Linked DNA regions of Homo sapiens: all the other regions are linked to region 3. Evidence: chromatin loops called from intact Hi-C (ENCODE). Cell type or tissue: PC-3. All regions are shown on one strand.

Evidence for each region. Peaks named below come from ENCODE experiments on the same cell type or tissue, not always from the same donor. Only the 100,000 strongest peaks of a DNase experiment are listed, where the experiment ranks them.
Region 1: it touches region 3 in a loop (4-fold over the local background); 3 of 110 quality-filtered maps call a loop at or near these places.
Region 2: it touches region 3 in a loop (18-fold over the local background); 34 of 110 quality-filtered maps call a loop at or near these places.

The regions. Positions count from the first base shown.
Region 1 is chr9:23,685,400-23,687,899 of GRCh38, forward strand. No RefSeq gene overlaps it. Among named protein-coding and RNA genes, the nearest start is that of ELAVL2, 140 kb to the right of the region's middle. In PC-3, no CTCF peak of the experiment used is centred here; a DNase peak (open chromatin) is centred at 1,072; H3K27ac peaks cover 2,263 bases.
Region 2 is chr9:23,121,666-23,124,165 of GRCh38, forward strand. No RefSeq gene overlaps it. Among named protein-coding and RNA genes, the nearest start is that of LINC01239, 480 kb to the left of the region's middle. In PC-3, a CTCF peak has its summit at 1,560 (motif pointing right); a DNase peak (open chromatin) is centred at 1,596.
Region 3 is chr9:23,490,977-23,493,476 of GRCh38, forward strand. No RefSeq gene overlaps it. Among named protein-coding and RNA genes, the nearest start is that of ELAVL2, 330 kb to the right of the region's middle. In PC-3, CTCF peaks have their summits at 1,374 (motif pointing left) and 1,375 (motif pointing left); DNase peaks (open chromatin) are centred at 1,355 and 1,805; H3K4me3 peaks cover 485 bases; H3K27ac peaks cover 1,525 bases.

The DNA of each region.
Region 1 (2,500 bases), 190 kb after region 3:
ATACATCTGCAAAATAAGGTGTGCTGAACAAGACCACTGAAGTGTCTTCCAACTCAAAACCAGACTGAGAAATAGAACATAGATTAAGTCTTCAGCCTAAATCTTACAGCATAGTGACTGGTACAGCGTAGATGCTTGATGTACACTTAGTGAAAGAAAGGAAATTTTAAAAAAGTAAACTATTTAAATCAGAGCTTCCCACACATAAGCCCTGGTGTGCTGCTTGGCCTAGAAGTGGTTGTACGTGTGTGGAGATAAAGGTTCCCCCTCAGGACAGGCACTCATGACATAAACGAGCTTGGGAAGCACAACTTTTAAAATGTACTACTATTTCAGCAAAAAATAAAATAAATTTTCATTATTAGGATGAGGATAAGTTTCAGACTAAATTTATGAAAAGTTCTTACCACCCTTTATGTAGGAAAGACCGAATGCTTGGCTTATCATCTGGTCCTCAGGCCATCTTAAGACAGAAAACATAAGTAGCAGTTTACTTAAGCAAAGAGGACTTCTTTATGCAATGTATGAATAGAACACAGGTACTTCTTTAAGAGTAACCCCTGAAAAACAGAATACATTCAACATATAGTTCTCTACATACAGAAAACACACTGCAGCAACCATTCTCAAGAGATGAAATTTCTACTAAAGAACATTTCATAAAGTAACAACTGCAATTTCTGCTTCAGCATTTCTAGTAATATCTGCTTAACCTTTCTGATAGTCACCCAGGTTTTTTTTTTCTTGGTGTGAAAATCTGCATTATTTCTTATAATTACTACTACACCTAAGGCATAACAAAACATTTTTAAAGAAATAGATGATCTACAACATGGATGTAAAAGTACGGGGATTTTCTTTCAACAAGGTGCTCAATGGTACTTCCTGATGGGCTGCTTTTTTTCTTCAAGGTCCAAGGAATGAAGCACTGCATCTTTTGGATGCCTACATAGATTTATGGGTCATGACCTCCCTCCCCCATTCTCATGGCCAGCTGCTGCACCTTTGCCACACTGCAATTAAAAACCCGCAATCCAGATAACAAAACTACCTTGCCAACTGTGTTTCATTCCAAAGAGTGAGTCACCCTGAGAATGGCTGCTGGTCTCATCATGTCTGCAAGAAAATCCGCAGATGGGCGGGTTGTTTCTGAAGCATGCATTCAACAGGACGAGGAGCATTCTCAAAAGGAGTACACCATGAAAATCAGCATTAGAGGTAGCATGTGGCTATCAACAACCTGTAGGTCAAAGGGCCTTACAGGATTAAAAAAACCCAGCAAGGTTCATCATTGAAATGGTTATTGAGTTTCCAAACACCAAAAAAAAAAAAAAAAAAAAAAAAGGGCATCCTATCAAACTAAAACCTCATCTTGCATATATCTGAGAAGTATTTGAATTTTATAATTTTTCCCTCACCTTCGATGAAGGTGATGCTTGAGTGATACAGGTAAGAAGAGTGTAAAATTCATATCCAAGAAAGGAATGAATCAGGTACTGTAACACTAGAAATAGTATAAATCCTAAAAAATGATAACTTTTATCATCTGAACAATAGAGTTTTTTAGGTATAATAGTGGGAGAAAAAGATCAGTATTCTGTTGCTGGAGAGATTCTATTTTTGTTTGATCTTTTCACATACACTGACTGCCTGACACACCCCAAATAAATGTCTCTTTTAAAAGAGAGGAATGTCCCTACCAAGTTCTACGGAACTCCCCAAACCACACATAACCTATCATGGCAAGTAATTTTTAGTGTTGCAGTAGAAATGGGCAAGAAAAAAAGTTTTGCTGTTTAGGTATTTTTTAGACTTAACTAGTCATGGGCACAAACTCCTAAGTCTAGACTGAATATGACTTATTAATTCTCCAGAAATAATAGAGGTAGAGGCTTGCCTATGTCTTTGATCCCAGGGATGTCTTCTTGAATTGCCTCCCCGGGTATCTTTTAAAATCCCACCTACCCTTACTGATGCAGCTCAACTGCTGCCACTTCTGTGTGGCTCAGCATTCCCATCCCAGGAACAACCTTCTCCACGACTACATGCAACATTAGGAGTCTCCCCACTTCCTCCTCTTTTAATGCACTTTGTGTACAACACTTTACTGTAGTTACTTACAGATGTAATCTTCTAGAGCATGACAGGCTCCAGGAGAGCAGAAAGGCGTATGTCTTCCACACATTTATGTCTGCAGAAATAGACTGTTTTCTTGTATTTATAAGGTTGCTATAAGGTATTTATTTGAAAAAACACCTATGAGTGATTTTGAGGCTGAGTATTAACGTAGTCTTCACCCATATCTTTAGTTACTTAAACCAAAAGTAATGTTAATACTAAGTTTAAGATCCTAAGATAGTGGTGAGTCTTAAGGTAGGGTAAAACCCATCAAGCATACTTATAATATCCAGGGTACTTTACTATATTAGTACATTCAAAATCGTCACTCCATAGTTTATGTTTAGAGAGAGCAAGACTATCCAGCCAGATACCTCACGCC
Region 2 (2,500 bases), 370 kb before region 3:
CTGTGTTCCTGAAGATGACTTGTAAAAAGCGAGGTAGGATAGTAGAATCTTTCATCCCTTGACCTTCAGCTATCATTGGCTTCAAAAATATCTTTCTCACCTTTAGCAATCTCATTTTTAAAGTTCTTTCCAAAATGAAATTTTACTCCCTCCTTCAATAATTCATTTCAAGTATAAAGTATCCAAGATTTAGGAAATTCTATTTGTCCCTAACCAAAGTCGATGTATTGCTTTACATTATCATTATTGTTAAGACTGAAAGGTGGAAGAGAAAATCTATTCATTCTCTCCTCATTATCTTGAAGATGACTATTAACCATAACCCCAGAACTAAACATCTTAAAAATATTCAACTCAAGGATTCTTTAAGTATGTCAGTAAACATTCACCAGGCAGTGTATATGAAGGAGGTGTATACAGGGTTAGATAGTACTACTATTACTGGCTGTCAGTTACCTTGAATACACTTTTGCATACGAATTTATACATTCTTCAAAAAATAATTATGAGATAAAGGCTATAATTATGCCTCTAGCATAGATGTGGAAACTGAGGCACAGAGATTTAGAAAATTTCCTGTGGTCACAAGCTTTTTCAGGTGATGGAACCAGAATCCAAACTTGGGACACCTGACAACATAGCTGTGTAAGCTCTGCTGCTTGTAAGCGCCAAGGCCTATGCCAGTGACCAAATGTCCCCTATTTTTGCAGAAGTCTTTTTTAATGGGTATTTATTATTTTCTAAGAAATCAAAATTTCACTCAACCGTATCTAATATAACACTGTACATTTTATAAGAAATTTGTGTATTTTGATTTAATAAGTGCTATTATAATCACACAATTTTCTATTGTTTTCAGGGCAAAGGAACAGTTTCAGACCCGTGCAAGCTTGTCTAGACTCAGCTCTTCATAATTATGATTTCGTTTCTATGGACAGAGGGAAAAAGAAAAACAATTTCTACTTTCTATATATCTGAACTTGAGGACTACCAGTAAATACAGAATATTCATAATTCATACAATAAAACCTAACTCCATTTTGCATACAACTGTTCACAACTATTATTTACAACTATCAGCTATCATTATACCAATTATGCCGATATGGTGATATTATATTAACTATCATATTACAACTGTCACTTTCAGCAGTCATTTCTCCAGTACTTCAAAATCACAGAGCTAAGCCTTTGTAATATATTTTCTCATTTATTGCATCCGAGAACACTATGACCTAGATAAAATTATCAGCCCTATTTTACAGTTGAGAAAATTAAGGATCATAAAAGTTAAGTAACTGGCCTGGGTTTAGTGCTGAGGCAGAATTGGAATGTCTTTCTGCTATGTATGTCTGACAGCAAAAAGCATGGTTTTATTATAGTGACCCGATAACAGATCCTGGGCCCAAGGGTAATTATTTTTGAACATACTATACTTGTCAGGCTCTCACTGTATGATTGCCACTTTGCATCAAAATTTATTAAAATATTTTTTCAATCTCTTGCTGAACAAATTTTGCAAAACCAAATAAAAAGAAAGATAATGAAGCATGTGTGTTGGCCACCAGGGGGTGCAAGGTCCAGCATCCTAAATCATGTCCTCAACTTTGCAGGCCTTTTCTTGTGGTATATGAAAAAGGGAACTCTCTTAAGAAAGGCATAGAGTAAATCTAAGGGGTTTTGTAAATCAAAGGTCAACATTCGTTTGAACTACACCTGGTGGTAAATTAATATCTTTGAATTATGAAACTTGATCGAGGATGGGCCGACTGTGATAAAAAGAAATCAAATAAATGGAACTTCTACTATTTCTACACTATTTTCAGCATAATAAAAATTTGAAAGTGTCTGGCAGAACATTTAGCCACAAGAGTTTTTAAGGTATTGATTTCTGGGAGACAATTTCTCTTGATAGACGGCCTACATTTTAACAATGACCACTTCTAAGGGTGGTCTTGCCTGTCTTCACGTCAACCCACATAAATTGGACAGAGTGGGGTATATATGCCCAGCAAGGCAGGCTGGGGGCTCAGCTGTATATCTTTGTTTCTGGAAGTACTATTTCTATATCTAAAATGTATCTGAAGGCATGTTTCCTTGGAGGTATAATGCAACTATTGCCTCATACCTGGGTCAGTTTTGTTTGAATATTTCTGTTGTCATGCCGATTGTCAGCATGGTCCATAATTATGAAGAGTCCCTGATTGTAAAATAAAATAATAAAGAGAAAAATCAGTAGGAGAGTGCCTGGGGTGAATTTATAATGCATTTAAAGTGTGAAGCTGTCCATTTAACCCTTAACAATATTCATTTTCTTCACAATGTGCAAACCTTGTCAGTAGTTTGAAAAGCTATGAATTTAAATAACCTTAAGCAGCCTCAGAAATGAATAATTTGATAGGTATATCTGGCAGATGGTTGAAATGTCGAAGCTTTTTTTTCTTTTTCCCTGAGAACATGCTGCAGGGTTTCTGCCAAACTTAGGTTGTAAGGAAGGCAA
Region 3 (2,500 bases):
AGGAGTATAAGAAAGTGTGATGTGTTGGCAAATGTGGATGGAGTTACCACTTCAGACAGGATGAGAAGACATCTCTAAATAGGTGATAACTGAGCTGACACCCAATGACAAATAAAGGAGGAGACAAGCAATCTAAAATCCTAGGGAAACACATTCTAAAGAGCAAAGAAATTTGGGTGTGTTTGAGGAAACAGAAAGGAGAGTGTTGTTAGACCAAAGGAGTGACCAAGAAAGTATAAAAAGGTAATGACAGAGACTGGTCAGAGGCCATGCAGTGTATTTCTTATGGGTTATGGCAAAGTGTTCAGATCATATCCAAAGAGTAAGCCACTGGAGGGCTGGAACTAGAGTGCCAGTGAAGGGTCATACTTTTTGAAGAAAACTACTGAATAGTGTGCAGGTGCTATTTATTATTGAGGTAGGCAAATGGTGGGATGAAGGATAGTGATAAGGAATAAAGGAAGGATGAGAGAGAGAAATAGGAACATTTTCACAAAGGAATTACTCAAACTCATGCTTGAAGAAGTTAAACCTTCCCGGGTGGACAAAAGAGGGCAGAATGAAAGAAGACAGCATGTCAAGTGGGGGAAACAGCATACACAGTGGAATGAATGTGTAAAATAACATGGCATGTTCTGGGAACCAACAGTCGGAGTTAAGAATCAATGGTGGCTTGATGAGGTTTGCATGTCAGGCAGAGTTTAGATTGCAGGTGAGGGGGGACCCCTGATTATAGGGTTTTCATGATGCCCCTCTTTCTTGCCTTGTCTGCTTGTCCCCTAATTTCCTGAGATAGCTATAGGTAGTTTGAAAATATATGTATTTCAATACCTCATGCTAATCCCCTATATACTTTATCTGTTATATAAATCTTCAGATTAGCACCACTTTTGCACCAGATTGGAACCAGCTGCTTCTGTATTTATTTTCACCATTAGAATGTAAGTTCCTTGAAGTTAGAAACAATGACATTTAAATTCTGCACCCTAATATCTGACACAGCATTAGACACATAATATGAACTCAGCAAATATTAAATTTTAATAGGAATCAGATAGATAAATAGATGGTTGAAATTTCATAAAATATTTGAATTAGTCTCCAGGGCTGAAATCAGAATGTTAGCACTAGAGCATTTTCTATACCATGGAATATATACTATTAAGATGAGGTAGGTAGTAGTTGTTTCTCTGATATTATAGTAAGAGTTTCTGATGGCTTTTAAGTTCACAGGCTCAGGATTAATAGCTCACCCCCATCCAGTCTTGTGATACTGCCTACATGTAAAGCTTCCTCACTAGTCTGACCAGTCTCAATGTTGGTTTCCTCTAGCCTGATCATCAGCTCCCTCTAGAGGAAAGCCTGGAATTAGTACTTAGCCTCACTCATCTTCCTTTAGCCTATTTCCATCGATTTACAGAGCCTGAACCCAGCCAACTGTGGCAACCACCTAATGACTGATTTGATTCCATGTGCAATCTTTCGGGAGTGCCAAATTCTCAATCTCTAACACATAAGTATGTTACACACATATTACTATCCATCTCTCTGAGTGTCCTCCTTCTAAATGATGCAGTTATCATGTAAAGGCTGCAGATTACCCAGATATGAGAAAGAGAAAGAGTAAGAAGCAGACACAGACAAGGACGGAGGAAAAGAGTGAGGATTAGATGGATAGAAGGAAGAACAACGGAAAAATTTTTTCAAAAGTTTCCTTGTTCAGAAGATATATTTATGTTCTTATTTGGAAAACAATGCATGTGACTCAGTATTACATAATCCGTATGTGGCAAAGTTCCCAGATCAAGGGCCTGAAGAATATATCTATAGCAAATTTTGGCCACACCTGGATGCACCAGAAGGGCAGCAAAGATGACACAATGAACCTCAGAGAAGACACAATATTTGAAGAGGTGGACAACTGTCCCTGAGGTTCAGACTCCAAATGAGTAAACAGTAATAGCTATCCTTTGTCTCAGGATGGAACTGGATGGAGGAGTTCCACATAGGGAAAGAAACACAGTCTGAGGGGAAAGACAGGTTGCACCCATTTGTGGAATATTAGTTGAAGGTTGAAAGGAAGAAGAGATTTTGTGTGCCACCCTGAACAGTATTTAATGATCTTTCTGCCCAGCTCCCAGGGACATATGATGGGTTCTCAAGGAATTAAAAAGGGAATGAGATGGAAAAACTATACATATGTGAAATTTAGAAATATGAGAGGTCAAAGCAATTCTGGTTTTAGCTTCATAGCCTGGCTTAACATAGAAGAAAGATATGACTGCTTCATCAGGTAAAAAGGACGCAAGATTAAGAGAAGCATTCAGGAGGTGGTCAACAAACATTGATTTCCTCCCCCTGTTCCCTTCCACATTGCCGTCTGGAGGCTAGAGTCAACACACACACACACACACGCACACACACACACTCTCATCCTGACATTAGCAAGTATTGCACATTTGACGTCATGGATGCAAACCTCCCAGTGGTGACCTCTTTT